Linked DNA regions of Homo sapiens: region 1 is linked to region 2. The links are chromatin loops, found by intact Hi-C in ENCODE. Cell type or tissue: PC-9. All regions are shown on one strand. Links, peaks and the distances in the headings refer to the core of each region. The heading gives the core; the rest is flanking DNA.

Evidence for each region. Peaks named below come from ENCODE experiments on the same cell type or tissue, not always from the same donor. Only the 100,000 strongest peaks of a DNase experiment are listed, where the experiment ranks them.
Region 1: a loop joins it to region 2, with 5 times the contacts of the local background. A loop is called at or near these places in 10 of 110 quality-filtered maps.

What each region holds. Positions count from the first base shown.
Region 1 is chr14:103,060,313-103,076,323 of GRCh38, forward strand. No RefSeq gene overlaps it. Among named protein-coding and RNA genes, the nearest start is that of CDC42BPB, 11 kb to the left of the region's middle. RefSeq lists an enhancer at 14,502-15,093 and a silencer at 15,287-15,736. In PC-9, for the core only: no CTCF peak of the experiment used is centred there; DNase peaks (open chromatin) are centred at 4,339, 7,079, 7,419, 11,489 and 1 weaker place; H3K4me3 peaks cover 536 bases; H3K27ac peaks cover 4,619 bases.
Region 2 is chr14:102,986,466-103,002,476 of GRCh38, forward strand. It overlaps CDC42BPB (CDC42 binding protein kinase beta), which reads right to left. Exons shown (of 37, transcript NM_006035.4): 5 at 13,100-13,248; 6 at 22-115. Among named protein-coding and RNA genes, the nearest start is that of CDC42BPB, 63 kb to the right of the region's middle. RefSeq lists enhancers at 1-611, 612-1,245, 11,936-12,482, 15,598-15,697. In PC-9, for the core only: no CTCF peak of the experiment used is centred there; a DNase peak (open chromatin) is centred at 7,276; H3K4me3 peaks cover 481 bases; H3K27ac peaks cover 3,236 bases.

The DNA of each region.
Region 1 (16,011 bases), core at 3,662-11,661, 74 kb after region 2:
TCGTGCCTTTGGTGGACAGTCCTTGTATTCGTCTGCCCTCGCTTTCTCTCTCTCCTGAGCCCCATGCCCTGTGAGTCTGTGCTCCAGCTCCACTCTGATCATAGGATTCTAGAGGGGCTGGCACCAGGGTGGACATGTGACCCAAGACCCTAGCAGCACTTCATCCCCCTTCAGTCATGTGACTGAAGCCAGGCCAATCAGAGAACTTATTTGTTTATGTATTCATTTATCTATTTATTTTTTAGAGACATGGTCTTGCTCCGTCATACAGGCTGAAGTGACTTGGCACAATCATAGCTCACTGCAGCCTTGAACTGCCAGGCTCAAGTAATCCTCCCATCTCAGCCTCCACAGTAGTGGGGACTACAGGTGTATGCCACCACATCTGGCTAATTTAAAAAAATTTTTTTAGAGAAGGAGTCTTGCTATGTCGCCCCGGTTGGTCTTGAACTCCTGGTCTCAAACAATCTTGCTCCCTCAGCAGATAACTTATTTAGAATGTTTTATACTGGCTGGGTGTGGTGGCTCACACATGTAATCCCAGCATTTTGGGAGGCCAAGGCGGGCAGATCATTTGAGGTCAGGAGTTCGAGACCAGCCTGACCAAAATGGTGAAACCTTGTCTCTACTAAAAATACCAAAAATAAAAATAAAAAATTAGCTGGGTGTGGTTGTGCACACCTGTAATCTCAGCTACTTTAGAGAATGAGGCAGGAAAACTACTTGAACCCAGGAGGCAGAGGTTGCAGTGAGTCAAGATGGCGCCACTGCACTCCAGCCTGGGTGACAGAGCGAGACTCCATCTCAAAAAGAAAAAGAAAAAGAAAAAGAAGGCCGGGCGCAGTGGCTCACGCCTGTAATCCCAGCATTTTGGGAGACCGAGCTGGGTGGATCACTTGAGGTCAGGAGTTTAAGACCAGCCTGGCCAACATGGTGAAACCCCGTCTCTACTAAAAATATAAAAATTAGCGGGGCATGGTGGCGCATGCCTGTAATCCCAGCTACTTGGGAGGCTGAGGCAGGATAATCACTTGAACCCGGAAAGCGGAGGGTGCAGTGAGCAGAGATTGCACCAGTGCACTCCAGCCTGGACAACAGAACAAGACTCCATCTCAAAGATAGTAATAATGATAAATAAAATAAAAAATAAAAAGAATGTTTCATACTAAAACTGGGAGAGAGAATTTCTTGTCCTTTCCTTTAGACCAGGGGCGGGTAAACTTTTTCTGTAAAAGGCCAGAGAGTAAATGTTTCAGGTTTTATGAACCCTACAGTCTCTGCATCTACCATTATAGCAAGAAAGCAGCCATAGACAATGTAGAAACAAATGAGCATGACTGTGTGCCGGTAAAACTTTATTTACAAAACAAGCAGCAGGCTAAATTTGGCCTGCAGACCCGTAGCTTGCTGCTCCTTGCTTTACAACACAAGCTATGATGGTGAGACTTCAGCTCAACAGCCACAACACCTGTTAGAGAAAGAAAGAGAAAAATGAGAGAGAGATCTGGTTACATGAAACAATAAATTTTCCTTTTCTCTTGGCCAGGTGTAGTGGCTCATGCCTGTTAATCTCAGCATTTTGGGAGGCCAAGGCGGGCAGATTGCTTGAGCTCAGGAGTTCAAGACCAGCCCAGGCAACGTGGCAAAACCCCGTCTCTACAAAAAATGCAAAAATTGGCCAGGTGTGGTGGCGTGTGCCTATGGTCCCAGCTACTTGGGAGGCTGAGGTGGAAGCATCACTTGAGCCCAGGAGGCAGAGGTTGTAGTGAGCCAAGATCACACCACTGCATTCCAGCCTGGGTGACAGAGCAAGCAAGACTCTGCCTCAAAAAGAAAAAGCAAATTAATTTCTGCTTCTAGCCTAGATGGTGTGATCAGGACCAGATTTACTCTCTTACCTGAAACAATGAAAATAAAAGAGAAAGAAAATGGACAAAACACTTAAAACAAGGATTTTCATGACACTAGAAATCAGGCATCAAAGGACAGTAATCAGCCAGGTGTGGTGGTATGCACCTGTAGCTCCAGCTACTCTGGAAGCTGAGATGGGAGGATGGCTTCAGTCCAGGGGTTCAAGGCTGCAGTGAGTCATGCTTGCACTACTGCACTCCAGCCTGGGCGACAGAGCAAGACTCTGTCTCAAAAAATGCATAATTTTGAAAAAGGACAGTGATCCCTATCCCCGAGACACAGGAAAGAGGTGGCTCTGTGACTGCCCTGCCAGGAAGGGTAAAGAGGTGGCTCTATGACTGCCCTGCCAGGGAGGATAAAGAGGTGGCTCTATGACTGCCCTGCCAGGGAGGGTAAAGAGGTGGCTCTATGACTGCCCTGCCAGGGAGGGTAAAGAGGTGGCTCTATGACTGCCCTGCCAGGGAGGGTAAAGAGGTGGCTCTATGACTGCCCTGCCAGGGAGGGTAAAGAGGTGGCTCTATGACTGCCCTGCCAGGGAGGGTAAAGAGGTGGCTCTATGACTGCCCTGCCAGGGAGGGTAAAGAGGTGGCTCTATGACTGCCCTGCCAGGGAGGGTAAAGAGGTGGCTCTATGACTGCCCTGCCAGGGAGGGGCAACTGAGGTGGAGCTCAGTGGACTCCCTGAGGCGAGGAGACAGAGCAGAAACTGAAGAGACCAAGGCAGCTAGACCTCTCAGGACAGAGTACCATAAATGAGTGAGCTGCACAGAGAAAGCCCTGGAGATGGGTAGAGAGTCTCCTCAGGCATCCAGCAGCACACTGGCCAGTGCTCACGCGGATGGAAGCTACCGCAGGCTGGATTAGGGGAAATAGTGCCAAAAAAGATTGGAGGAAATGGTGCCTGATGCTCACACAGACTGAGAGTAGTGTTGTTTTCCACTGGCCAGACTGGAAAAACTAATAATTCACAGGCATTGGGTAGAATTCTCAAGAAAGTTGTACCTTGGTAATAGGATTCTACCACTAGGAAGTCATGCACTTGCCTTTCCCCCAGCATCCCAGAAAAAGCTCTAGACTGAGCACTGCTCCGGCTCTGCCTAACGAATTACAAATATGAGACACAAAAGTATTAAACAGTTTCCAAGTAATTTCATCCCAGAACAAAGCTCAAGAAAATGTATAGGAATACAAAATATTTAGCACCCAAAAAGGTAAAATCACAATGTCTGGTATCCAGTCAGAGATTACCAGACATTCAAAACACAACCTATGATGAGGATGCCGTCAATTAATCAAAACCAACCCAGAACTTACACAGATGTTAGCATTATCAGAAAAAGATATTAAATGTTATTATAACTGTATTTCATGTGTTTGAAAAAGCTAATAGAATTATGAAAATCATTTTTTAAAACTGTAATAGAATTTCTAAAGATAAGAAAACTATTTCTGGGATTTAAGATATACTGTATGGGATTCATGGCAGATTAGACATTACTTAACAAAAGGTTAGTGAATTTGAAGAAATAGCAATAGAACTTATCCAGAATAAGACAGTGAGAGAAAACAAAAACAAAAACATGAACAGAGCATCAGTGAACTGTGGGACTATTTCAAGTGGCCTGATACATGGATAATTGGGATCCTGAAGGAGAAGAGCAAGAAAGAGGAGGAACAGAAAAAATATTTGAAGAAATTACTGAAAAATTTCCAAACACAATGAAAATTACAATCTCACAAATTCAAGAAGTTCAGTTAATCCTGAGAACAGGAAATATGAAAAACAACAACAACAACAACAAAGCACCGAAGCACATCATCATCAAATTGCTCAAAACCAGTGATAAAGAAACAAAATAGGCCAGGCATGGTGGCTCATGCCTGTAATCCCAGCACTTTGGGAGGCCAAGGCAGGCGGATCACCTGAGGTCGGGAGTTCGAGACCAGCTTGACCATCATGGAGAAACCCTGTCTCTATAAAAAATACAAAATTAGCCAGGCGTGGTAGGCACATACCTGCAATCCCAGCTACTCTGGAGGCTGACACAGGAGAATCACTTGAACCCGGGATGTGGAGGTTGCGGTGAGCCAAGATTGCACCATTACAGTCCAGCCTGGGCAACAAGAGCAAAACTCCATCTCAAAAAAAAAGAAACAAAACAAAACAAAACAAAAAACCAAACACATCCAGAGAAATAAGACACATTACATACAGGGAAACAGAGGTAAGAGTGACACCAAATTTCTTATTGGGAACCACTAAGTGAGAAGACATTGAACCACATCTTTATTTATTTATTTATTATTTTATTTATTTATTTTTTTGAGATGGAGTCTCACTCTGTCGCAAAACACACACGTACACACACACACACACACACACACACACACCTAGCAGCATTCCATTGTAAGATGAGAGTAGGCCCAAACATTTCTGGGAGGAACAAGTAAACTTCCTGAGTAGGTGCCTTAGACTCTAATAGTATTTGCTCCTACTGTTTTGCAACATTTCTTTTCTTTTTCTTTTCTTTTTTTTTTTTTTTGAGACACTGTCTCACTCTGTCATCCAGGCTGTAGTGCAAAGACACAATCTCGGCTCACTGAGACCTCCGCCTCCTAGGTTCAAGGATTCTCCTGCCTCAGCCTCCCAAGTACTGGGATTACAGGCGTGTGCCACCACACCTGGCTAATTTTTGTATTTTTAGTAGAGATGGGATTTCACCATGTTGGCCAGGGTGGTCTCGAGTCAACCTCAGGTGATGCGCCCACCTCGGCCTCCCAAGCATGAACCACTGTGCCCAGACATTTTGCAACATTTCTTTTTCTTTTTCTTTTCTTTTCTTTTTTTTCTTTTGAGATAGAGTCTTGCTCTATCGCCCAGGCTGGAGTGCAGTGGCGTGCTCTTGGCTCATTACAACCTCTGCCTCCCAGTTTCAAGCAATTCTCACTTCTCAGCCTCTCGAGCAGCTGGAATTACAGGCATGCACCGCCACGCCCAGCTAACTTTTGTATTTTTAGTAGAGACAGGGTTTCACCATGTTGGTCAGGTTGGTCTCGAACTCCTGGCATCAAGTGATCCGCCCACCTTAGCCTCCCAAAATGCTGGGATTGCAGGTGTGAATCATTGCGCCCGGCCCTGCGACATTTCTTAACCTGCAACTACACCCTAATGGAAAATACTTTGTTGTGATCAGTCAACAGAAAATGAAAAAGTGGGTCTGGCCCACAAATTTTTCTGCCTGGAGTGCTAGCTCCCGTCAGAGGTAGACAACTAGTGCTTTACAGACAAAGGAGAGGCCCAGAAAGCCAGCATTGAAGAAAAATCCTTGCAGAAGGCAAAACTTGTACATTGATTCACAGGCTATAGCTAATGGGTTGGCTGGACAATTAGACACTTGAATAAAATTCTCCAGGTGGCCTAGGGGACAGGCAAGGGGATGGACTTCTCAGAATGGGCACAGAGTACCCATGGGAATGAATGCTTATTCATTCATGGGCACTTACTGGGGAGGAGGCTCTCAGTACCCAGGTGGACAAGACAGCCTCTTCTGAGGACATCCATTGGCCTCCTCCCTCCCCTTCCCAATGCTGCTCAAACAGCCCGTGGGCAGCTGACTGAGGCAGCAGAGATGAAGGCTATGTAGGGACTCAGAAGCATGACCTTTCCTCACGAGGCTGATTTGGTATCCATTTGGCTGAGTGATTTGGTATCCATATGGCTGAGTGCCCAACCCTCACAGCAGGGACCCACCCTAAGCTCCTAATGTGGTGCCATTCCCACAAGGTGCAGTTGCCCGGTGGCCAGCTTGATGACATTGGACCCCTTCTGTCATGGAAAGGGCAGTGATTTATCCTCACGTGTTTTATGTAAGGACTTGTTTTTCCAGCCACATCACTTCTCTCAGCACTACCATTTGTGGACTCGGACAACGCTTTATTTATCCCTCATCATGGCAACACAAACACCATCACTTTGGACTGAGGGACTCATTTCGTGTTGAAGGAAGTGTGGCGGAGAGCTCATGGCCATGAAATTCCCTGAATTTACCATGCTCCCCATTACCCAGAAGCAGCTGGTTTGGGAGAATGGAGGAATCATCTGCAGAAGACTCCGTTAAGGTGCCGGATGAGAGCCAATAGCCTATGAGGTTAAGCTGCCATCCTACAGGGTGTGGTGCATGCCTCAACCCAGCAAATGGTATGCGGTGCCATCCCCCGACACCTCAAATGCATGGGTCCAGGAACTGAGCAGTGGAGGCAGGAGGGGCCCTTCCCATTATTACACCAAATAACATACTGGAGGAATTTTGCCTTCCTTCCTGTGTGTGACCTTGGGCCAGTGTCCAGGAAAATGTTTCCATCAGGAAACACAGTCATGGTTTCGATGGATTACGGTGGAACTGCCCCTCCCCCAACTGGCAATTTCCGGTTCCTTGTGCCGCTGAACCAACAGGCAGAGAAGGGATCACTGTGCTGGCTGGGATGACAATCCCCATCCTCAGAGGGAGTTTGCATTGAATTGATTCTCACACCGAGGGAAGGCACGACTTAACCACAGTCATGCACCACGTAATGATGTTTTGGTCAGAGACTACCGCATCCATGACAGTAGTCCCATAAGATTATAATATTTTACGTATATATTTTTTTCTTTTTTTTTTTGAGACAGAGTCTCGCTCTGTTGCCCAGGCTGGAGTGCAGAGGCGTGATCTCGGCTCACTGCAAGCTCCGCCTCCTGGGTTCACACCATTCTCCTGCCTCAGCCTCTCGATTAGCTGGAATTACAGGCATGCACCACCACGCCCAGCCAACTTTTGTATTTTTAGTAGACACAGGGTTTCACCATGTTGGTCAGGTTGGTCTCGAACTCTTGGCCTCAAGTGATCCACCCACCTCAGCCTCCCAAAGTGCTGGGATTACAGGTGTAAGCCACCGCGCCCAGCCAATATTATATTTTTACTGGACCTCTTCTATGTTTAGAGACATAAATTCTTGCCATTGGGATATAGTTGCCTACAGTGTTCAGTACAGAAACGTGCTGCACAGGTTTGTAGCCTAAGAGCAAGAGCCTGTACCATGTAGCCTGGGTGTGTCCATCTAAGTTTGTGTAAGTTCACTCTCTGATGTTCACACAACAACACTGCCTAATGACACATTTCTCAGAATGCATACCTGCCACTAAGTGACGCATGACTAATTTTTTTTTTTTTTTTTTGATACAGGTCTTGCTCTGCCGCCCAGGCTGGAGTACAGTGGCACAATCTTGGCTCACTGCATCCCTGACCTTCCGCACTCAAGTGATCCTCCCACCTTGGCACCAACACCCCACCCCCTGCCCCTTCTCACGTAGCTGGGACTACTGGTATACACCACCATACTTGGCTTTTTTTTTTTTTTTTTTGCATTTTTTTGCAGAGTTAGAGTTTCATCATTTTGCCCAGGCTGGTCCCAAACTCCCAGGCTCAAGTGATCTGCCTGCCTTGGTCTCCCAAAGTGCTGGGATTACAGGCATGAGCCACCACACCCAGCTGTGACTGTACTTCTTGCTCAATGTTTTTTATTATCAGGAAAAGGGAAGGGAGCTCATTAAAGACAAGTCATAAAGGAATCAGATTCTGAAGGAACAAAAGTTTGGGTTATCTCACTAAGGCTGTAAAAAAACAAAAAGGGCTGGCCAGGCGCGGTGGCCAGCACTTTGGGAGGCCGAGGCAGGCAGATCACTTGAGCCCAGGAGCTAGAGACCAGCCTGAACAACCTAGTGAGACCCCCCTCTCAAAAAAATACAAAAGCTAGCCAGGTGCACTGGCTCATGCCTATAATCCCAGCACTTTGGGAGGCCGAGGCAGGCAGATCATGAGGTCAGGAGTTCAAGAACAGCCTGGCCAACATAGTGAAACCCCATCTCTACTAAAAATACAAAAATTAGCCAGGCGTGGTGATGAGTGTCTGTAGTCCCAGCTACTCGGGAGGCTGAGGCAGGAGAATCGCTTGAACCCGGGAAGGCTGAGGTGGGAGGATCACCTGAGCCTGGGAGGTGGAGGCTGCAGTGAGCCGTGATTACACCACTGCACTGCAGCCTGGGCGACAGAGTAAGACCCTGTCTCAAAAGAGAGAGAAAAAAAGTGTTGCTGCGGAGCCAGCCGAGGGGAGGGGCCATAGGATGGCGGCTGAGGAGCGCTGCCTAGGCAGCATGGCTGGGGGGCATCCGTCAGCGGGCTGCTTCCCTCCTGCCCATTCCCACCCCCTCCCACCTTAGTGAAGAGGCTGGCAGTGCCGGGCTCTCAGCCTTCAGGTTGGTGCACACACAGTCGAGGGTGATGGGACGTCATTTGCCCTGGGTGCTGAAGACACAGGGCAAGGGTGGAGACCAAAGGTCAGCAGGGTGGATAGCTGCTGGATAGCTGCCTCTGCCCCTCCAGACCCACTCTCCATCCTGCTCTGTACCCCAGGTGGGCTGCGCCCACAGGCCACCTGGCCCCCTGACTGCTGGGTTTGGCCAATGGGGCCTCTGGCATGTGGCTGGGAGCTGGGGGAGAGGGAGGGAATACTCGTTCCCCACGTTCCCCAGGAGCTGCGCCTTGGCCACATCTTTCTTCTGAAGTCTGGGGTCCCTCTCCTCGGAGCTCCTCTCTCCAGGATCCGGCCACTCCTCCCTCTTGCCGTCCTCAGAGGACCCAAAGGTGGAAACAGCTCCCACCCCTGCCTGACTTGCTGGCACCCTGCCCACACCTCGGTAAGGTGGCCTCTCTCATCCTCTCCTCCATCCCCTGCGTCAGTGTGACCCCTTCTGGGACTGCCTAAGACGCGACATGCACAGTGACACTCATAGCGGTGCTCCTCGTTTTAAAAACGAAAGCTTAGGCCAGGCACGGTGGCTCACGCCTGTAATCCCAGCAATTCAGGAGGCTGAGGCAGGCAGATCACGAGGTCAGGAGTTCGAGACCAGCCTGGCCAATATAGTGAAACCCCATCTCTACTAAAAAATATGTAAAAATTAGCCAGGCATGGTGGCATGCTCCTGCAGTCCTAGCTATGCGGGAGGCTGAGACAGAAGAATCGCTTGAACTCGGGAGGCGGAGGTTGCAGTGAGCTGAGATGGAGCCACACTCCAGCCTGGGCGACAGGGCGAGACTCCTTCTCAAAAAAAAATAAAGGCCGGGCGAGGTGGCTCACGCTTGTAATCCCAGCACTTTGGGAGGCTGAGGCGGGCGGATCATGAGGTCAGGAGATCAAGACCATCCTGGCTAACACGGTGAAACCCCGTCTCTACTAAAAATACAAAAAAATTAGCCGGGTGTGGTGGCGGGCACCTGTAGTCCCAGCTACTTGGGAGGCTGAGGCAGGAGAATGGCATGAACCCAGGAAGGTGGAGGATGCAGTGAGCTGAGATTGCGCCACTGCACTCCAGCCTGGGCGACAGAGCAAGACTCCATCTCAGAAAAATAAAAATAAAAATAAAATAAATAAATTAAAATTAAAATATATTAAAATAAAATAAAAATAAAAACAAAAAGCTAAGTGTCCATTGATAGATAAACAGGTAAAGAAATTACGGTGCATCTATCACATGGAACCCATGTAGCACTAGAGACGTAAGGCAGGGTCACTTGTTCCAGCAACCCAGAGTGGCTGCCACCCACGGCGTGCACGGTTCTGGGTGCTGAGGACTCCAGGGTGTCCCTTCTGGTCTAGGGGCGACAGGCTGTACACCAGGACACAGGGGAGTAAAAGAGAGAATCTGGGAGAGGGATGAGGGTTGCGAGGACAGCGGATGGGGCAACTGGTGTGTGAGGGGTGCCTGCCTTACAGATGGGGGACGCCAGGAAGCCTCTATCCAGCGGCGACCTTTTAGGGAGATGCAAACAGCCAGGAGGAGTCAGCCCTGTGCGGCCTTCCAGGCACAGCAAAGCTCAGGACACAGATGGGAGCAGAAGGTGGCTGCCCTGGGATGCTGGGGAGGTGCGCAGGGCCAGTCCCGCAGGCCTGGACGAGCACGGCTGGGCCTCACAGGTGGGAGTCTCTGCAGCTCCCCCTTCCCTGCCCGGCATGGAGGAGTCCCCAGGCCTGCGGCCATGTGACCCTGCCATTGGTTCCTAGGGTTTCCTGCTGCCTGACTCTGCGGCACTTCTGAAGGGTGTCTCTCCTCCTCATTCTCAACATCCATGCTGACCACATTGAAGGTCAAGGGCGTGGGCCAATACCCTGCCAGGGCCAGGTACAAAGAGAGTGCCCACAGAAATGTCTGTGAGATGGAAGGAGGCAGAGAGCCAGTGATGAGGGAGGCAGGAGGGGATGCAAGGGGCCATAAGTGCTGCGGGAGGTGGGGGGCCATCTGGAAGGTGGCTGGGTGCATCAGGTGGTGGGGTAGGGGGGGCGACAGCCTCTCTCCTCCTCTTTGTTCTGCTCTGCAGTGGTGGTGGTGGGCCAGGGAGTCAGGGGAGCCATTATCTTGGAGGCCCAAGTAGCCAGGGACAAATGCATAGTCTCAGAGAGCCAGGAGGCCGGTCCTGGAGACCCCACCAGGGCCCAGGAGAGGGGAGCCAGGCTGGAGACAGCCTCGGAGCAAAGCTGGACTGTGGGCCAGTGGCCCTGCATGCAGGCTTAAAACTTTCCTGTCAACCAGGGTCCCAGTAGGAAAGAGCTGGCACCCTCAAATTAGGGTAAGTCTAGGTGGGTCTATTTGGAAAGAGCCCAATGAGGGGGACCACCAGGGCTGGTGCAGGAAGGAGCTGGCAGCAGCACGGCTGTCACCACCCATGTACCACGTCTTCCAATGTCCCCAGGGCCACTGCCACCTCTCTCCTGGCTGTGTGTCTGGGAGGCCACCTGTGTGGGCGCCATCGGCCTGGGTCGTCTGGTTTGCACTTGGTGTCAGCTCCTGCAAGTCCTGATGGAGGCCGGGAGGGAGGGAGGAGACAGTAGAGGGTGTCGGTCTCCTGGCTCCTTCCCTGCTGCATGGCGCCGGGCAGTGACCCCGGCCAGAAGTCACTGTCCTGTCCAGACAGCCAAGAGTCAGCGACGCTGTCTGCTCTGTGTTCCAGTCTCTGCGGCCTTCACTTCTTCCTTCCAGCCGAGGGTGGGGCCAGCCTGTTCTCTCCCAGCCCCAGGGCTGGCGGCGCTGCCCGGCCTACGCTGTCCTTTCTGAGCCTGCTGCCTGTTGCTTCTAGGCACCCTGGTCTAGCCCTGGCCACAAGCCCTGCCCTCATGATCCCCTCGCAAATGTCCTTCAGGGCAACGCCCCACTGCAGCCAGGAATGTTCCCTGCATTGAAGAGCAGTGAAGCCAGCAGGGCCCACCTGAGACGCCCTGTGGGTCGGGGAGAGGGCTCACCCACTGACTCTGTGACCTCCGTGACCTCCAGTGCCTCCCCTGAAAGGGGAGGAGGAGCTGGAGGTCACAAAGTCTCCCGAAAGGGGAAGAGGAGCCTCTATTGTCATCCTCGTGAGGCTTCACGGAGGTTGCGGGTGCAGCCCGCAGTCACACTGGGGACAGAACGTACAGACAGCCTTCTGTGGTGCTAACAGGCAGCAGCCGATGACATGACGCAAGGTGAGAGGCTGGAGGCACTGACCAGCGCCGCCTGCGCAACCCGTCTGAGTGCCACTGCGCTCCCCTCCCCAGCGGCCTCGCCCAGCTTCCCTGGGCCGCCCGAGGCATCTTTCCCGAGGCTGGCGAAGCAGGCTTCTCTCCTGCCCAGAAGCCTGCCTGGGTCCTCACTGCCTTGGGGATAAAGCGGGGCTCCTGGGCCTCCATCCAGGCCCTTTGGAGCCTCTGATCTAGGATTTCCCTTCCCAGAGCCCACAGCACGACCTGAGGGAATTACTCACGCCCGGGTGGGGCGGGTGTGGAGGCTGGGCCAGGAACTCAAGGAGGGGCAGATGGAGAGGGCCGTTAGGAGGTACTAAGGATTCAGTCATGGCTGCAAACACTGCACATCAAGCCTGTCCAACCTGCCGCGGCCGAACGGGGCTCAGGATGACTTTGGATACAGCCCAACACAAATTCGTAAACTTCCTTTAAAAAAGGCCGGGCACAGTGGCTCACGCCTGTAATCCCAGCACTTTGGGAGGCTGAGGTGGGCAGATCACCTGAGGTCAGGAGTTTGAGACCATCCTGGCCAACATGGTGAAACCCCGTCTCTACTAAAAATTCAAAAATTAGCTGGGCGTGGTGGCACACACCTGTAGTTCCCAGCTACTCGGGAGGCTGAGGCAGGAGAATTGCTGGAACTTGAGAGGCGGAGGTTGCAGTGAGCCGAGGTCACACCTTTGCACTCCAGCCTGGCAACAGAGCGAGACTCTGTCTCAAAAACAAACAAACAAGCAAACAAACAAACAAACAAGAGCACTCATCTCAACAGCCTCTGTGTGCCCAGCGCTTCCCTCTCACCTGCTCAAATAGCTGCACGTGGCCTTGCTCCCCTCCTCACTGTGCAGATAAGGAAACTGAGGCTCAGAGTGGGCGAGAGACTCGCTCAGGGGCACACGGTGAACTGAGGGAGGTGCCTGGACTTCATCTAAGCTGGCGTGGTTGGCAGAGGCCGGGCATCGCCCCTGAGCATGGAGATGTCCACAGAGGCTTCAAGGCTGGCATATCCTGTCTGGGGTGCGGACTGAGGAGGCCCACTCTCTGGGAGAGGCGGTCTGAGGACACTCCTGTCCCTCTGGCCACCTTGTGCTTCTCAGAGAGTCGTCTCCAGATAGGACTGGCGGCAGCAGCGCCTGGAAACTTGTTTGAAATGCACCCCAGACCCACTCACCCAGAGTCACTGGGGCTGGGCCAGAGGGCTGTAGGCGATTCTGCTGCACACTCCAGGTTGACAGCCCCCGCTGTGGGCTCTAGAGTGACACCTGCGGTGCAGTTTCCCTCGAGGGCCTCTGCTGTTGGCCAGGACAGGCACTCACCTACCTCCTATTCCCAGCACCACCCTCCATCTCTGGTCAGGGCGAAGCAAGAGTGGAGGGAGGGAGGTTTGGGGACGTTCAGGGTGATATCAAGTCTGGACAGCTGCCATGGCCAGTCCACCACCTCCCTTGTCTGAGCCAGGGGCAGATCATACACTCATCAGCAGATTATTACTCATCTGTTAATGGGTAACACCTCGGCCCCACCATGCAAGGCTGAGAGGCCAGCGTGAGATTCTGCACTGAGCGGGGGTAGGGGTACTCCACACCCCAGGTCTCCATCAGTCACCACCATCGTGGGTCTGGCTCCTATCCCTCCCCAGCATTCAGAGGATAATCTCCCTACATGGCCTTGGACACCCAGCTCACTGGGTCGGGTAGCCTGAGGCCGGGATGCCAGGCCTTTGCACAGAGACTGTCTCAGAGGCCACCCCTCCCACCAGCGCTTTGGACCTTTCTCCACCTTTACACCCCACCCAGCCAACCCAGGCTGCACACCCCTCGGGCGCAGTGTTGGCACTGAGTCTGGTGACCGCTCGCTGGGAGGAAATGTTGGCCTGCATGACTGAGTGACCTGACTGCTGGGAGGCCGGGGCTGGGGGAGACGGGATGCCGGGGAAATGGGTGCCCAGGCCAGGACAGAGTGCGCACAAGCAGCCTAGCCTCAGGCATCCGTTCTCCCTGACTGCTCTGGGGCACAGAGGCAGGGCAGGGCCCAGGATGTCAGGCCCCACCCTGCAGCCATGATGCGGGACTGAGGCTAGCCGGGCCTTGAATCCTACCCCAAACCCCCGCAGGTGGGGCCAGGGCCATGAAGGGCTGGACCCCTATCTCCCTGGCGGCCACAGTCACATCTTTGCCCCTAGGGCTCAGGGGATTCCCTTGGAGGCTTTTAGAGCTCAGCAAGAATCAGTTCAACCTGTGGCTGCTGGGGTGTGGGCGGGTTCTGCATGATTTGCGGGCCCAGCACCCATCATGCCTGTCCGCAGGGCTCAGCGCCCCTGGTGCAGGAGGAGAGGGAGGGCAACAGGGCTCCCCTGTGGGCCGCTGGCCTTGGGGGTTCCTCCCTTGGCTCTGGGCTTCTCCAGCTGTGGTTCCAGGGCAAGCCTCTTTCCCTCCCAGTCTCAGTATGTGTTCCTGTACCGCCCCAGTGCTGTCCTGGGACTGGAGGTCTCCAGGCCCCAGCTGGGGTGTGGCCAGTGTCAATGTAGCTGCAGTGACGGGGTGTCTCCCCACCCCGGCACCTTCCTGCCTCCGGGGCCCCGCAGCCCAGTGCACAGTGTCATGGTGCACTCCAGGACGGAGCTCTCCCCTCACAAGCTCTGTGACCCCAGGCAGGCTCTTCAGCCTCTCGGTCCCTGGTTTCCTCCCTGTAAATGGGATACTACGCCATCTTTATAGGGCTTCCATGATTCAGTGAAGCCATCTGGTTTCAGGCCAATTGCCTGGAGAGTGCCTGCTCACAGGACATGCGGTGTGAGCTGAGCTAGGATTATGGCGTAGCTCTCCAGCACACTTGTGCACTATACACACACATACCATTTCCGTCTTACCCACCACCGTACTAAGGAGGACTTTTTAAGAAGGGGCACACACTTTAGAGTTAATGTTTGTTACACAAAGGTGGCCCACGACAATTAGTGCTCATTTAGCACGTGCCTGGCAGCAGGACCTTGCCCACCTCTGTGAACAGGAGCTGCCCCTTAGTGAGGTGAGACTGTGCTGGCCACACGGCAGGACCTGGCCATCCCCAGAGCTTCCCAGCTGGAGGCTGCCAGCTGCTGCCCTCAGCAGTGAGGAGTCCTCAGAGGCTCTGGAAGTTACAACCCTGACCCTCCGCCTGAGACCTGAGCCCTGCCAGGCCTGTCTGTGTGCACAGCACCAGGGTTAAAGTGGGGCCAAGTAGGGCAGGCGACAAGCAAGGTCCCCTGCGGTGGGCGGGCTGAGGGTGGGGCAGGCTGAACTCTGCCAGCCCAGGGCGGGCCGGATGACCTCAGCTCCGGGTGACACCGGTGGGCGTCGGGTGTGGCCTCAGACAGCTCCCTTCCTCCCCGGCTGGTTGCCAGGTCAACACCGGGTGGGACTAGCCTCTGGTGTCGGCAGTAGCCCCATGCTCCCGGCCTTTGGGTTCTTGCATGCGCCGTCCCCATCACCTGGCTGCCCCTCTCACTTCCGTCTCCACCTGTCCCGGGTCACCTGTCCTTCAAGCCAGAAATTAAGGACAGCACCCCCTCCCAGACCGCCTGGCTGCAGTCCCGGGATGGGCGCTCCTAGTCGCCTAGATCGGGCCCCCGCTGAGCCCGATCCCCCTCCCCGCTCCGCGCCGGAGCCGAGCTCCCTGCGCCGGACCAGCAAGCGCCCGGGCCTCGACTTCCCCTTCCGTGCAATGGGAAGCAAGCCTCGCTTTCCTATGAGCAGGGTGTCGGCTCCGCGCGGGCCCCGGCCCTGGATCCTGCTTGGCTTTGCCTGGAGCCTCATTCTCTCCGGCTGTGCCGGGGGAGGCTGGAGGCGGCGGCGAGGGGGACAGGAGTGTCGCCCGGCTCCTCCGCCCGCGGCCGCCGAGGGACGTGGTCGGGCGTTCCTCTCTCGAGCCGGGAGGGGGCGCTGGAGCACCGGGAACCCGGGGCCGTTAGCACCGCCCCTCCTGCCGACGCCCCGCCTCCGGCCGCGTTTCCCCGGGCCTGGTCCCGCTCCGCTCCGCGGCGCCTCCTCTCCGCAACTCCCACTAGGAGGGCAGACCCTCAGCCGGAGCCGAGGCCGCGCCCCGCAGCCGCGCCCCGGGGCTGCCCCTGTGGGTGGAGCCTCTTAGGACGACATCCAAACACCCCGGGCGGGCGCGGGACTCACGCCGGGAATCCCAGCACTTTGGGAGGCCGAGGCGGGCGGATCACCTGAGGTCAGCAGATCGAGACCAGCCTGAGCAAGATGGTGAAACCCCGTCTCTGCTAAAAATACAAAATTAGCCTGGCGTGGTGGTGGGTGCCTGTAATCCCAGCTACTCAGGAGGCTGAGGCAGGAGAATCGCTTGAACCTGGGAGGCGGAGGTTGCAGTGAGCTGAGATCACGCCACTCTGCACTCCAACCTGGGCGACTGAGCGAGACTTCGTCCCAAAACAAACAAACAAAAAAACCCACCAAAAAATAAAAAACTGAAACCGTATTTTTTTTTTCGACAGGGTCTTGCTCTGTAACCCAAG
Region 2 (16,011 bases), core at 3,590-11,589:
ATCTCCAACAAAAATACCTACAGTGCCATCATCATTCATCTTCAAACATGATCCAAAGTCAGCCAGGCGGATATGACCATTCACGTCCAAAAGGACATTGTCAGGTTTAATGTCTCTGTTTGTAAAATAAACACACAAATTAACCATCTCCATGCAACACATTAGGTAGATCAAAGCCCTTAACTAGTGGTGATCAGATGAATAAATGCTAATATCCTCTTGTGAACAGCTGTCACCATCCAGTACAAATGCCTCTGTGTGACATTCAGCTGGCATGGTGGCAGCCGAAGTCGTATCACTGCCCCTCGTTTAGTCCCCAGTTACCCTGGCGAGGCCCTGTGACGATTCCTACTCGTCTGCCCACCCAGCTAACGAGCCCCTCCTGAGCATCTCCTTGGTGCCAGGCACTGCTCTCCAGCCCACCCACCTATGCACGTGACAACGCTGCCCCTGCCTTCATGAAGCCTGCACACGAGCTGAGGTCTTGCAAACACAAATAGGCACTGCTGTCTCAGGCAGGCTCACACGGTGCAAGCTCTGTGCTGAGTACCACGGAAAACAGGAATGGGACAAAGGGACAGAGGGACACGTGTGGAGGAAGCTGGCTGGGGGCTGCCACACAAAGAGACGGCAGTGGCCAGACGAGGTCCAGGAGGCAGGTGGCGATCTGGGGGAAGACTGCTGCAAACCGCCCCATACCCCCAAAACTGCACTTTATAGATGAAGACATGGAAGCTGAGCCAACTGCCCACAGTTACAGAGCAGCACGTGCTGGAGCAGGAACATAAACACAGGTCTGTCCCACTAACGCCTGTTTCTAAACTACTTTCTGTGCGCTCTCAAACACATGTGCGGGTGCAGGGCACCTCAGAGCATGAATGCTTTTTTCTGGCACAATAAGCTTACATGACTCAACAGTATGAATGCAAACAAACTTTAAAAACAAAGACAGACATTCAGCAAAAGACAAGTACAAGCATGTTCCCAGCGGCACCACTTCTAACAGCCAAAAGGCAGAAACAATCTAAATCTCTGCCTCCAAGAGAATGGGTGAGTAAGCTGGGCTATACTCGTGTGATAGACACCACACCCCAATGAAAACAGACGGGTACCAACTCCCCCAGCCACATGAATCAATCTCACACAAACATGGGCAGATGATAATTCTTACCTCAAAACCAGAAACAAAACACAAAACCAGAAACAAAAACACAAGGCAAAAGAAACTCTAGCATGTAACACTCCAAACTAAAATAAAATATCCTCAAATAAACATTCAGGAATACGAAAAAGAAAACAAAACAAAATCCCACAAACACACAAACACACACACACACACACACACACACACACACACACGGCCAGGTGCAGTGGCTCACAAACTATAATCTCAGCACTTTGGGAGGCTGAGGCAAGAGAATTGCTTGAACCTTGGGAGGCAGAGGCTGTAGTGAGCTGTGATTGCGCCACTGCACTCCAGCCTGGGCGACAGAGCAAGACCCTGTCTCAAAACACAAAAACACACGTACACACACAAACACACACGCACGCACTAGACAAAAGCATGCAGAAAAGAAGAGCTGATTTAACTCAGGGAAGAAATAGAAGAAACAGATAAAATCTTATCAGAAATGAAATTATAAGAGGACCAAACAAGAACAAATTGAAACAAAAATCTAATGAAAAATTGAAGAAAGGGAAGAAAAGATCTAGAAGAATAAAATGAGGTAAAGAAACAAGGAAACGCAGTCAGATAGGAAGCAGCCAGAGGCTAAAGTGGGAGACAGGCAAAGAAGGCCCAACAGATGCATAACTGGAGTCCCTGAAAGAAATCAAAACAAAACATGACTAACATTTGACTACAATCCAACAGAACTTTCCAGAAATTAAAAAAAAAAAAAAAAATACCTGAATCTAGAATGAGAGGGCCCATAAGATTAAAAAAAAGAAAATATCAATGTCCTCTTTTTTGAAGCCAGCCAAGTTGATATTGATGCTCATATGAAAAGAAAAGCCAGAAAAACCCTGAAGAGTGAGCTGTGATGAGGATCAGGCCCAGATGATTTCAAAACACACTACACAGCCTCCCTAATTAAAGCAGTGTGGTGCTAGTGTGTGCAGAGGCAGAGAGAAAATGGAATAGAGTAGAATGTCTAGAAACAAACCAACTACATAAAGAAATCAAGTACAGGACAAAGATAATACGAATCACTGGGGTAAAGATAGACTTAAATAAATTGGTGTTGTGACAACTGGAGAGCCATTTAAAGATAAAATTAGAACTCTTCCTTGTGCCGTATATAAGAATAAACCTGAAATGGACCCAAGATCCACATGGAACAGATGAACCTATATGAATGAAAAAGTAAAAATACTAAAAAACAAAACAAAACAACCCCCCCTTCCAAAAAAAAAAAAAAAACAAACAAACCAACACGTGGGTTTTCTTTTTCTGGGAGTAAGGATTTCTCATTCGATTATGTACAAAAATGTTTAAAAATCTGTGTGGCAAAAAACCACAATGAACCACATCAAAAAACAAATGGCAAATTGGGGAAAAATATTTGTAATATATATTACAGATAAAAGGCAAATACTTCTTTAAGAATTGGGGGAAAAAAGCCAGAAATCCATAATAAAAGGGTAAAACCAATGAAAAAACTCACATACACACACACAAAAATACAAACATGATGGTCAACATCACGAGAAAGGTGAAAAAGAAAACTACAATTGTGTACCACCTGTCACCCATCAGAGGGCAAAAATACAAAAGTCTGAAAATGCACGGTTGGCAAAGCTGCAAGGAAACAGGCACTTTCATCCACTGCTGGTGGGAATACAAATTGGTAATGTCTATGGAGGGAAACTTACAACATCAAATAAACCTACGTATGTAATTTATTTCTCTCTTGATCCAGCAACCCCACTTGTAGAGATTTACCCTGAAGGCACACAACCAAAACAAAAACCACCTTGCACAAGGGTATTTATTTCTACATTTATAATTGCAAAATATTGGAAACTATCTAAATGTCCACTCTTAGGAGACTACTTGAATAAACTATGGTAGTTACCTATGGTAGTTCGCAGTATTATGCAAACATAAAAAAGAATGAAGAGCAGGCCGGGTGCGATGGCTCACGCCTGTAATCCCAACACTTTGGGAGGCTGAGGTGGAAGGATCGCCTGAGGTTGGGAGTTTGAGACCAGCCTCACCAACATGGAGTACCCTGTCTTTATTAAAAATACAAAATTAGCTGGGAGTGGTGGCGGGCGGCTACTCAGGAGGCTGAGGCAGGAGAATCACTTGAACCCAGGAGGCAGAGGTTGCAGTGAGCCGAGATCGCACCACTGCGCGCCAGCCTGGGCAACAAAAGCGAAACTCTGTTTCAAAAAAAAAAAGAAAAAAAAAAGAATGAAGAGCTCCATGAATTGATATGGAATGATTTACAGGATACATCACTAAAGTTTTTAAAGGTATCACCTTTTGCTTAACAAAGGATAAACAAGAAAACGCCTGCATGGACGATAGCAGAAGACAGCAGACTGGCTACGGATCCTGGGTTGCCAGCGGAGGTGGGCAGGATAAAGAAGGGGCGACGCTTCTGAGTACAACTTCATGCAGTTTTGGAAGCACGCTAACGTCCTACGTACTCAAAGAATAAAACTCAATCAACAAAGGCGGAAGGGAAGTCTAAAATGGAAAACTGATTCAAACCAATGAATCCAACTGTATTTCAAATAAATAACAACACTGAAGGGGGAGATGGGGTTAAAACAAAACAAAACAAAACAAAACAAATCCAAGTGACTTATGAACACAGAACTTGAATTACTGCAGGTGAGGGGTGCAGTCCCAATGAGATGGGGGAGAACCGCAAACAAACCCGGAATGCCTGCGGGCAGGTTTGCTTCTGTGGTGTCCTGGGCAGAGCAATTCTAAAGCTTTTTTAGACACATCTCAGGACTGAGTGAGTGCACGTACTAACGGTGCTGGGAGTCACAGTTTCAGTAGGAGGAAGACAAAAGTCTGGAAAGGGAGGAAGTCAGGAAGTTAACTCATGATTCCTGAGTATGCACAGGTAGACGTGTGTGTCCATGAGTGTGTCTATACCTCTGTTACTACCTCTGTGCACTGAGGGGCCTAGAAGCAGGCAACCCCATAGTAATGCGCATGCCCAGCACCCAGAACTTGGTCTTCAAAGCCGCTCCCCACTAAAGGGCCTTGAGCTCTTCTGAGAAACAACGGAGTGGGGACAGAGAAGGTATAGGATGAGCCAGAAACTAAGGGCATCCTCAAAAAGTGAAGAGGCACAGCGCAAACACAGGAGTCGGCTAGAATGCCAAATATGGGCCAATTTCAGCACAAAAATAACTAAGATAGTGAATTAAAAACCACTGGGAGAAAGAAGGATCCATGTAGCCACACTGATCACAAACAGACCAATACACAGGGAGAAAGGGGTTGCTTCCTTAGAGGAGAAAGCCGGATGACGACTGGTCAGCATGGTGGGTCTGGAGTTTGTGAGTCAATCTGCAACCATGCAAAGACTGGTCTAGGCAAAATTCATTAATGGGTACTAAATCTCTGGAGGAAATTTTAAAGAGGAAGAGGATATTTGCATGGTCTTAAAAGTATCTCCCCACAGGGAAAAAACTATATAGCAGAAAAATCTAACAAAATCTTAACTGCGTGATGGGTTTATCACCACCAAGGGGCTGATGGATATTGTACACCTGTGGAAATGACACCCTGAGAAGGACACAATATAGCTATACACACACATTCCAAGAGGAAGGAACACATCATCTCAATCTATCAGAAGGAAACATCAGACCAAACCAAAGAAGTCTTCTACTGAAAAAGCAAGGGACACTGTATTCGCCAAACACATCAATGTTCTTCCAACATGCCAATGTCACAACAAAGGAAGGATGAGGAACTATTCTAGATTAAAAGAGATTAAAGAAGACATGACAATAAATGCAACATGTGATCCTGGACTGGATTCTGTACTGGAGGGAAGAAAATACTGTAAGAGATGCTCCTGGGTCAACTGCTAAAATCTGAGTAAAGAGGGTATGATTAAGCATGAGTAGTGTAAGTAAGAATTTTGGGGTAAATGCTCTTGGTACATGCAGCTTATTCTTAGATGGGTGAGGAAAAATCTGTACGTGTGTGTACACATGTGGAGAGGGAGGGGGATGTATATAATAGGAGCCAAAATATTAACAATACGTGAATCTGATTAAAAGTATATGGGTGCTTTTTGTACCGTTCTTGCAACCCTTGTATAAGACTGAAATTTTTTAAGTTTGAAATTATTTGAAACATTATTTAAAAAGAAAACTTTTAAAAGAATGCACATGTAATATGATTCCATATATATAGTATTTTAAAACAGGCAAAGCTGATTTATGCTTTCAGAGCCTCACTGTCTAACATGGTAGCCCCTAGCCACAGAGGGCTATTCAAACTCAAATTAATGTAAATTACATAAAATGAAGAATTTGGTTCTTTTGTTGCACCAGCCACGTTTTGAGTGCTCATGAGCCACATGTGGCTGGGGCTACCGTATTGAGCAGTGCACATCTAGAACATTCTGTCACTGTGGAAAGTTCTGCATAGCACTGTGGGGGGGATGAGGGGTGGTGACCCCTGGGGAGGGAGTGATGGGGGAGCCCCAAGGGGGCTTATCTGGGTGCTGCTGTGAGCGTGCAGTTTTGAACAATCCACTGAGTTGCACCCCTCGGTTTGGGAGCTTTACTGAATACCTGTGACATATCTCAGTAAGATTTACATAAAGAAGTCAACTGAAATGGACTTTAAAGTTACAAAAAGCCCTCCTATCCCAACTACAGATAACAGTGATTTAAAGGATGTTTTTGCTGGGACCCAGAAATAAAACAGCCACCAGTTATAAATGGCAGACACAGTACCTGCCATGCATAAATTGTCACAATTGACCCTCAGGCCAGCCAGTGTGGTGGGGTAGAGACGGTGCTCCTCTCGTTACGGAAGAGGCAGCTGAGGAGCAGTGACTGCTGCCGCCTCCCAGCCTGCGCTGACAGCACAGTGACATCACGAATGCCAGCACCTGTGCTCACGTCACACGCTGCAATAACCTAAGAATCCACTCACCGCCTCACCAACTGTTTCAGCACATCAGAATTCAAAAACAATTTTTGTCTCACATTACTTTAGCAGCTTTGACACAAAATCTTTAAGTCTGAAAGAAAAAAATCAAAAGGAAAACATCTGCTGAATATACATATATTCAAAAATATATATATTCAAAAAATATATATTAAAAATATATATATTCAAAAATATATATTAAAAATATATATTTTATTTATTTATTTATTTATTTTTGAGACAGAGTCTCACTCTGTCACCCAGGCTGGAGTGCAGTGACACAATCTCAGCTCACTGCAACCTCTTGACTCCCTGGGTTCAAGCGATTCTCATACCTCAGCCTCCCAAGTAGCCGGGATTACAGGCGTGCACTACCACGCCCAGCTAGTTTTTTGTATTTTTAGTAGAGACAGGGTTTTGCCATGTTGGCCAGGCTGGTCTTGAACTTGTGAGCTCAAGCAATCCACACACCTCGGCCTCCCAAAGTGTTGGGATTACAGGCGTGAGCCACTGCACCTGGCCCATCTGCTGAATATATTATTTTCACTAATAAAAATCCTCTTTTCTTGGAAGTGTCTACTATACATATTTAAATACATCTCAATTAAATTTGCTTCAGAGGAACAAATTCTTCTTCATACGTTATATATACTACGTTCACTTCCCAACAGACTCCACCAGTGTTGGGAAGAAAGGCAGGTATCTGCAACTCTGAAGGCTGTGTGCACAGGGCATGCCGCAGGTGGGTTCTCAATGAGCCGCTCCACATGGGATGCGAGGCTTCTGGCCAAGAGCACGTCTATTAACAGCACTTTTGGGGACATCTAACAGACTCTCCCACGTCCACCAGTTTTTCTGCATTCTTTTCTCATGAAAAAAGAGTGAAAGGCAGAAAGAGAGAGGGAGAGTTGGAAGGATGAGAGGATGGAAGGATGGAGGGAAAGAGGGAGGGAGGGAGGGGAAATGAAGACCAACACTCCTGGAAGCAGAAGCAGACCCAGCCCTTCCCCTACCCTCCCCATGACCAGGGCACTCAGAAGCGCTCACTCGACCTCACAAACTTTTCACCATGGCTTCCTGCCTCCACTCCCTTCTGTGAGTCACCCATGTAAATAAAAGATGACCAGTTTTATGACAAGGAAGACTTGAAGCAATGCATACAGGACAAATGTATGAAGAGAAGCTCAAGGAGGTTGTGTAACAAGCTCTATACCTGGCTGCCGGGAAGAAATGGATTAAAGACAAGGATAATTACACTACTTTATTTAGACTGGAACAAACTGGTTCTTCTCCCCAAAAATCTCATCATTTAGGCTTAACTTTTTTGGTTTGGGAATGGAAGGCAGGGCAATTCAGAGAAATGGAGAAATGATTATATAGGAAAATGTTTAAGGCAAATAACCATAATTTCACATACACACGAAAAATGTCCCAAGTGGCCTGAGACAGGCTAGGAAGACACAGAAGAGAGTAAGGAGGCGCCGAGACACGCCACAACAGGTGTTCTATGGACCGAGTTAGCAGGAATGCAACGACCAGAGTCCAGGCTAAACAGGACCTGGTTGCCAGGAATTCCCTATAAAACAGGGATGTTTTTCCAGGGGCCACCCCAGGACCACCAACACAGTACACTCTGAGAAGACAGGCCGAGGAGGGGTCTCCGGAAGGCCATCTTCCTTGTATACCTTCCAGGGGCCATTTGCACGCACTGGGGGTCATCTGCGCCGTATAATTCTGTATTTAAAACATGTGGTGGTGGTTGATTTTTTTTTTTTAAGTGAACTTGCTGTTTGTGTGAGGAAAGCTCTCCTGACAGAAGAGCACTGGAGGTTCAGGGCAAGGGCTGACCTATGGCTCCCAACCGCCGAGGCCTTTAGATGGGCAGATGCCCAGGCCAACTGAGAGAGCTGACGGTCCCCATGGGCCACTGTGCTGGGACTGCCTATGTCCATTCTCCTCTAATGGCACAGCGGGGAGCAGCGGCGTCTTCAGGGGAGAGTCAGGCACAGCGCTGAGAAGCAGCTCTAGGCTCCCCCAAGTGCATTTTCTCCCAGCTGCTGAGATTCTGGCTAAAATCAGTGGCATCCAGCAGGTGTGGGTGAAAGAGCCATGGTGAATTGCAGGCTTTATGTCTCCCTTCCAGCTCTTCCTCTGACACTGAAAAGGGAGGCTGCTTCTGTCCCTCACCGTACCATTTCTGAGTGATGTCAACTCCCACTTCCATCCGTTCCCCTTGTGGAACTTCCTGCTGCAAAACCAGCAGAGGTCTGATTCCCACAGCAGGTGTGCCTCAGCCTCCAGAGCACAGTCCACCACCTGGGGTGTGGCTCCAGAGCCACTCTGACCGCCAGATCTTCTCTCCGAGGTTTTCTTTTCTTTTTTTCCTTTTTGTCAGATTTCCTCTACTTCATCTTCTGCCTCTTCTACTCAACTTTCTACTTTAGCTTTTATTTTCCAAGACTTTTTGTTTTCTACATATTCTTTTTCTTAAAATTTGTACTCTGTTCTTATTTTGTTCATACACTATACTCTCTGCTCTCTCTTTAGGGATGTGATGTTCTCTCTCTCTCTCTTTTTTTTTTTTGAGACAGAGTATCGCTCTTGTTCTCCAGGCTGGAGTGCAATGGCGCGATCTCGGCTCACTGCAACCTCCACTTCACGGGTTCAAGCAGTCCTCCTGCCCCAGCCTCCCGAGCAGCTGGGAGTACAGGTGCTCATCACTAAGCCTGGCTAATTTTTTGTATTTTTAGTAGAGACAGGTTTTACCATGTTGGCCAGGCAGGTCTCAAACTCCTGACCTCAGGTGATCCACCTGCCTAGGCCTCCCAAAGTGCTGGGATTACAGGCGTGAGCCACTGTGGCCGATGTTCTCTCTCTGAAACCCTTTGTGTCATTCATGATCTCTGCCTTTCCGGATATCATCAGGGGCTGACCTCTCAGGAAGGAGCTGTACCCACCTGTGAGGGGCACCCACAGGGTCCTGGTCTGCCACTGATTTCCTCACCCGGAAGGCTTTTGGGGTCCAGCTGCGGAAACCAGGCAGCAGCTGTGAAACCTGCAGACCCCCGCCTGCGGGGTGGGATCCCCACAGCACCCGACTAACCCCAGGAAGGGGCCCAAGCGGCAGCACAGTGGCACGGGCTCCAAACCATGCTGTAACGTCAGCCACGCCGTAAAGTTGGCCACACCGTAACATCGGCCAGCGGCACCACTCTGGCGCCAATGACATTTCTTTCTGACCCTACCAAATGTTCACAATGCCCCCACCTGAGACTGGGGTAAGACAGGCCTCCTAGAAAAATCTCTGTTCTATTTTTAGATTGCATCTGGGCACTCAGTCTGAATAATGAGTTAATTTGGGGGGAAAAATAAAGTTTTAAAATTACATATTTTGATGTCTACTATGCCCGGACGTCAAACGACTGAGCAAAGCTTCTACACAGCCAATTAAGAGAATGAGGATGGCTCACGCCTGTAATCCCAGCACTTTGGGAGGCCGAGGCGGGCGGATCACGAGGTCAGGAGATCAAGACCATTCTGGCTAACACGGTGAAACCCCATCTCTACTAAAAATACAAAAAAATTAGCTGGGCGTGGTGGTGGGCACCTGTAGTCCCAGCTACTCGGGAGGCTGAGGCAGGAGAATGGCGTGAACCCGGGAGGCGGAGCTTGCAGTGAGCTGAGATGATGCCACTGCACTCCAGCCTGGGTGACAGAGCAAGACTCCGTCTCAAAAAAGAAAAGAGAGAGAGAATGAGGAGAACGCTTTCTATTTAGGGGGAGAAAAACAATTTAAAAGGTGGTCAAACTAATTTCCCTGGAGATCTGTGATAAATACAAAGACATTTATTTCTCTATTGTGAATTAAGTTCTACCAAGAAGACAGTATAAAATCTAAATGTTAAAACCTATACTAACTTATGGGCCGGGGGAGGTGGCTCATGCCTGTAATTCCAGAACTTTGGGAGGCCGAGGTGGGTGGATCACCTGAGGTCAGGAGTTCTAGACCAGCCTGACCAACATGGAGAAACCCCATCTCTACTAAAAACACAAAATTAGTTGGGTGTGATGGTGCATGCCTGTAATCCTAGCTACTCGGGAGGCTGAGGCAAGAGAATTGCTTGAACCTGGGAGGTGGAGATTATAGTGAGCTGAGACCGCTCCATTGTACTCCAGCCTAGGCAACAAGAGTGAGACTCCATCTCAAAAAAAAAAAAAAACAACCTATACTAATTTATAAAAGCAAGCATAACTATGTTAAGAAATGTATTTTTTAAAAAGAAAGAAAGAGAAAGCAATGTCCACAACCTCATCACACTAAATGAGTGTCTGTTCTATCGGGACAGCTCCCTGTGTGCTGGGAGGTGCGAGCCATCAGCAATGAGGCTAAGGAAAGGCGCCCACCTCTCTAGCCTCAACTTCCTCCTCTAGCAACGAAGCAGCACTCCAGCAAGACGGAAGAGCTATAACTCAGCAGCGCCCTTGCTCCCCACACAGGAGGGGCTGTGTCTGCTTGGGAAAGCCTCCTGATCACCACGGAGGGGGCCCGAGCACAGGCCTACAGCTCAGAACACAAAGCCATGGAGACCACAATGGCCTCACACCTCTCGAGAGCAGCCTCAAGGTGGAAGACACAGACACATGTGATGCCTGCGAAGTCCCAAGGGGAAAGTGGTTTCCAACTAAAATCTCCACACTGGATAAAGCACCAGTCACAGACACACATGGAATAAAGGCACTGATTTCAAAAAACTCTCTCATATACCCCCCTTCCAGCCACCACTGGAGGACACGCGCTACCAAGCCAAACTAAAAAGCCAAGAAAAAGAAAAATGAACGGCTCGGAAAAGCTGGGAGCCAGTCCCAGAAAGGGAGAGGGGATCTCTGCACTTGAAAAGCCATCTCAGAATGAGTGCAGCACAGGACAAATGAGGAACCAACGTGGAAGAGAGGAGGGGAACGATGGAAGGGACAGCGCCAAGGAAAACCAGATCGAGACTACCCGATGCATGTCCGGTACGGAGCTTCATAACGTGGCCACAATATCTGGGGACAAATTAGTGACAGCTACAAAGAAAAGCTAATAAAAAGCAAGGCAATTATCAACTCCAGAGAAAGCAGAAGTTTATGTAAGTGTAGTTCTCAACTACAAGGCTGCTGTCATAGTTACGCAGTCACAGTATTATCAACACCAAATGCTGACTGAACCATAGCTGAAAGGATGGATTTTAACCATTCTAATCAGGATGACGTGGAGCCGGGCGCGGTGGCTCACGCCTGTAATCCCAGCACTTTGGGAGGCCGAGATGGGCGGATCACTTGAGGTCAAGAGTTCAAGACCAGCCTGGCCAACATGGCGAAATCCCATCTCTACTAAAAATACAAAAAAATTAGCTGGGCGTAATGGCTACTCAGGAGCCTGAGGCAGGAGAATCTCTTGAACCCAGGAGGCAGAGGCTATAGTGAGTGAAATCACGCCACTGCACTCCAGCCTGGGTGGCAGAGCGAGACTCCATCCTAAAAAATATATCAAAATAAAAATGAAAAGGATGATGTGGGAGAAAGGAAGACAGTTTGGAAGTATATGTGAGAGAGATGGGTGACAGAGAGAAAGAGGTAATTATGTAAAAGAGTTAAAATTTCAATTTCATAGATGTGATCTAAAGCCAAAAAAGAAAAGAAAGAAATTAGCAATATAAACCTGTGACTTAAGACACATGAAGGCAGATGCTGGAAAAATAATTTTACAAATTTACAATAGTTACCTGACCAAGTGTAATCAGCGGGGCCAGGGCTGGGCTTGGTTTTGGTTGGAGGCTCTATAGAACTGTTTGACTTTTTAAACCTATTACCATAAAATTATCTTGTAATAAAAATACAAGTAAAACTAGTTTTTAAAAACAACGAAAACCAAAACAAACCACAGGACTGAATCTTTGAGTCTCAGGACAAGAGGGATGTGAAGATGTGGACTCAGTGGCTGAGTCACTGGGGAGCTGCCCTCCCAGCCGAGAAGGCAGAGGGGGCCCCTGAGAGCAGGAGACGGAGCTGCTTTAGGCCTCTGCCCCACACGCTCTCTCAGCTCAACTCCTGCAAGTCGCAGTGATGGAAGCCTCTTCCTCAAGCCCTATTTCCTTTGTGAGTGTCCTGGGGCCCTTCAGGGGTCAGCACGGCACAGAGAAGACCAGAGTTGAGAAAGAATGTGGGGACAGAGGGCCCCAGGCCCCACACGAGACATTTCAGGGTGGTAAGGACAGAGGACCCTGAGCCCCACGTGAGCCCCAGGGAGCACAGGCATTTTAGGGAGGGGGTCTTGGGCGGTAGAGACAGAGGACCCCGGGGCCCACGTGAGCCCCAGGGAGCACAGGCATTTTAGGGAGGGGGTCTTGGGCGGTAGAGACAGAGGACCCCGGGGCCCACGTGAGCCCCAGGGAGCACAAGCATTTTAGGGAGGGGGTCTTGGGCGGTAGAGACAGAGGACCCCGGGGCCCACGTGAGCCCCAGGGAGCACAGGCATTTTAGGGAGGGGGTCTTGGGCGGTAGAGACAGAGGACCCCGGGGCCCACGTGAGCCCCAGGGAGCACAAGCATTTTAGGGAGGGGGTCTTGGGCGGTAGAGACAGAGGACCCCGGGGCCCACGTGAGCCCCAGGGAGCACAGGCATTTTAGGGAGGGGGTCTCAGACGGGGAGAAGTTGAGTCAATGTCAAATAAATATCAAAAGACACAGTGGCTTCGGCTGACAGCAGACCATGACAACTGCAACAATGAGAGCTGGGATCCACCGGCTGCTGGGGCTGGAAGACGGTGATGTGGGCAAATCAGTCTGTGCTGCGGCAGCTCAAAGTGGGGACTCGCTACCTACATGGCTTCTTGGGACGGCCTGGACTTGGGAGCTCTGAAAGGAGTCTTTTAACAATTAAACGTGGTTTCCATAAAATATATCAGAAGCCGGTTACCTGTGCACGTAATGAAGCTGATGGATGGAGTCAATGGCCAGCACCATTTCACCAATGTAGAACCTCGCCATATCTTCCGGAAGCTTGTCTTCAAATTTGCTGAGCAGGGTCAGTAAATCACCACCCACATAGTAATCCATGACTAAGTACTACAAATTGGAAAGAGAAGGGGAGAGAATACCACATTTAGTCACCACTAAACCTGACAGTTACAGGCCAGTCTTCCATGGCGAGGTTCTCAGGCTCCAGGTCTGGCTCGTGGCATCTCAGCTGCTCTTCTGTCACCCAAGACCCTCCTTCTGGAACATGCGCCCCGATGCGTCCACGACGCCGCCATCTTCAGGGGTGCATATGGCAGAGAGTGGACTTCAGTAAGTGATGTATTTAATCAATGGGAGGAATGATGAAAGGGCTTGAGGTTGGAGAGGGCACTCTAAAAGCTAGTGACCCAAAGCAGAAGCACAGTTAATAGCCCATCAATCCTATGGGTTTAAAAATAATTCTCCAGGCCCTCATGTTATGTGAGGACGACACCAGACCAGAGAAGGGAGGCAAAGTAGTTAACATCACACATGGTATCAGCAGTTCTTATTGGAAAGATTATATCATAAAAGAGCCGAAAGATAATTACTTATAGGTTCACTCCAACAGAAACCTCAGAAAAGCTCCTACTTAAGTAGAAATTGGAGTAATGGGAGAAAAAACATCTGCTAACAGGGCTGAGCCCGTCACTTCCCCGCGAGTTCCCTCGCCACCGGGCCAGCCGTGTGCTGGGAGTGGGCGACCCCGAGGTGAGCCTGCGTAGAGCTCTGCCTGAGGACAGCCTGTCTCTTGCAGCACTCAGAAAGCTCAGACCACAAAGCCCACAGTCTGTGGAGGCCCCAGTGGGGAGATCTCACAGGTCAGAGAGGCCCAGGACAGGCAAGACCATCACAGCCAGAGTCAGGGTGGCAGCCAACACCTCCATCTCTGGGGCCGCTGTGCCTCAGTGAATGCTGGGGAAGCACGTGGCCTGAACCTCACAGGAGCCGCCTTCCTTGGTGCAAATTTCCTGTGAAGAGATGGATGCTGTGGTCTGGACAGCTAGCTTTTAACTAACCCGCACAGGGAGTAAACGCCCTGTTTATCAGCCGGGGCAGGGACCCTGTAATATTTATGGAGAACCTAATCATATCAGCTGCTGTCACCATGAAGGCCCACGCTCGGGCCCAGGCTGTGAGACACAGGCCAGTGCTGTCCTGTTCACGCTCCCACCTGCCCTTGCCTCTGGCACCAAGACCCCATCGACACGGGAGGCTTGGGGATGGGCCCGGGGTCTCCCAGCAAGCAAGGACAGAGCAAAGACCTGGGCCCAACAGTCAGACTCCACGCCCATCACATTCAACCAGACTGCAGTGTCTCCAAAGGAAGGGAAGCACCACACCGGTGGGCTTGTCTGAGGAAGGGAGCGGCCCAGCTAATCAGAGGAAACGACAGAAGCCTTCATTTTAGGTCCCTGCTCTCAACAGAATCTTTACCAGCAAACTCTCATCCCTTCCAAGCCTCTCCACAGCTGTCCCACCCTGTGGAGTCTTCCTCAAGCCTCCCTGCCACCGCCAAGGGCAGCCCCAGCCTCCCCGCCCTGGCTCAGGCACTGCCCGTCCTTCCCCGCCGAGTTTTTCAATTTGTTCATTCGCTCGTGCACCCTCACTGTGGCCCCGCCAGCCCCTCTGGCAACAGGGGTGCTGGCATGCACGAGACAGCGAGGTCCCTGGCTCAGCAGAGCTCACACTGGGGGCGGGAGAGACCGTGGCCAGCATGGAGAGCAGGCAGTGGTGAGCGCCAGCTGACCGCAGGCCGCCTGGTGAGGTGCCCAGGCCAGAGGTTGCCAAGCAGAGGCCTGAGGGGAGCCGCGGTCGTGCTCCAGATGAAGGGGTGCGTGCAAAGCGGCTAGGAGGAAAGTGGCAGCGGCACCCTGGAGCCTGCCAAAAGGGGAGGGCCGGCCACAGTGGGGGCTGCAGCCCCACACTCAGAGCAGTGAGTGGGTGATGTTCCCCAGCTACGTTCAGAAGCCCAGGCACCGAGGTGCCACTGCGTGTGGAGGGCGATGCAGAGGGGGCGGTGGATGCACACTGCAGGCATTCCAGAGGGAGCGGCCCCGGCAGCTGACGGACACACACGGGGCCAGGGGAGATGCGGTGAACGAACGGCCAGGCCCTCGGGCCCCTAAGGAAGGCCGTGGGGTCGAGTCAAGCCCTTACTAGCTGAGCCCCAGCCGCGTCCACGTCTGCCGAGAACTCTAAGAGGAGGAGCTTCCTACAGCAGCACTGGGTCTGATCAACGGTCTCCTGGAGCATGGTCTCTGAGGAAAGCTAACGCGGGAGCTCGTGAGGCAGACGGCGGAGGCCCACTCCAGAATGAGAATCAGACCTAGTCTGTCCTGTCACAGAACGCGGGGTGCTGAGTTAAGCCAGTAAGTTTTAGTTAGCAGTCAAACAGGTTTAATTTTGATAAAACTCTGTGAGATAGCTCCAATAGAAACTGTAGCAGAACCCGCTCTGTGGGTGGTCAGAGGAACCCACGTTTCCATATCGCTATGAGAGGCACCTGACACCAGCCTGCACTCGGGCCAGCCTCACAACCATAGGAAGAGGAACTGGCCTAACCCTCAACGCCCCCGCTCAAGGTGGCAGGTGTGCACCGCAGAAGCCGGCCCCGCAGTCACGGGCCAGAAAGCTTCCAAGGCCTCGCCTTCGTTTTCTCATCCTTAATTTTCATGGTACGTCTACCTGGGCAACTCCAAAATCTCAAGAACATGGAATCTTCACAGGGGCTCCTAACTGACGTGTGTTAACTTAGAATAAACCTGGCAACACCTAACATTTCAGATGGCAGCACGCTATGCTAATTTAAAAAAATATTAGAAACAAAAC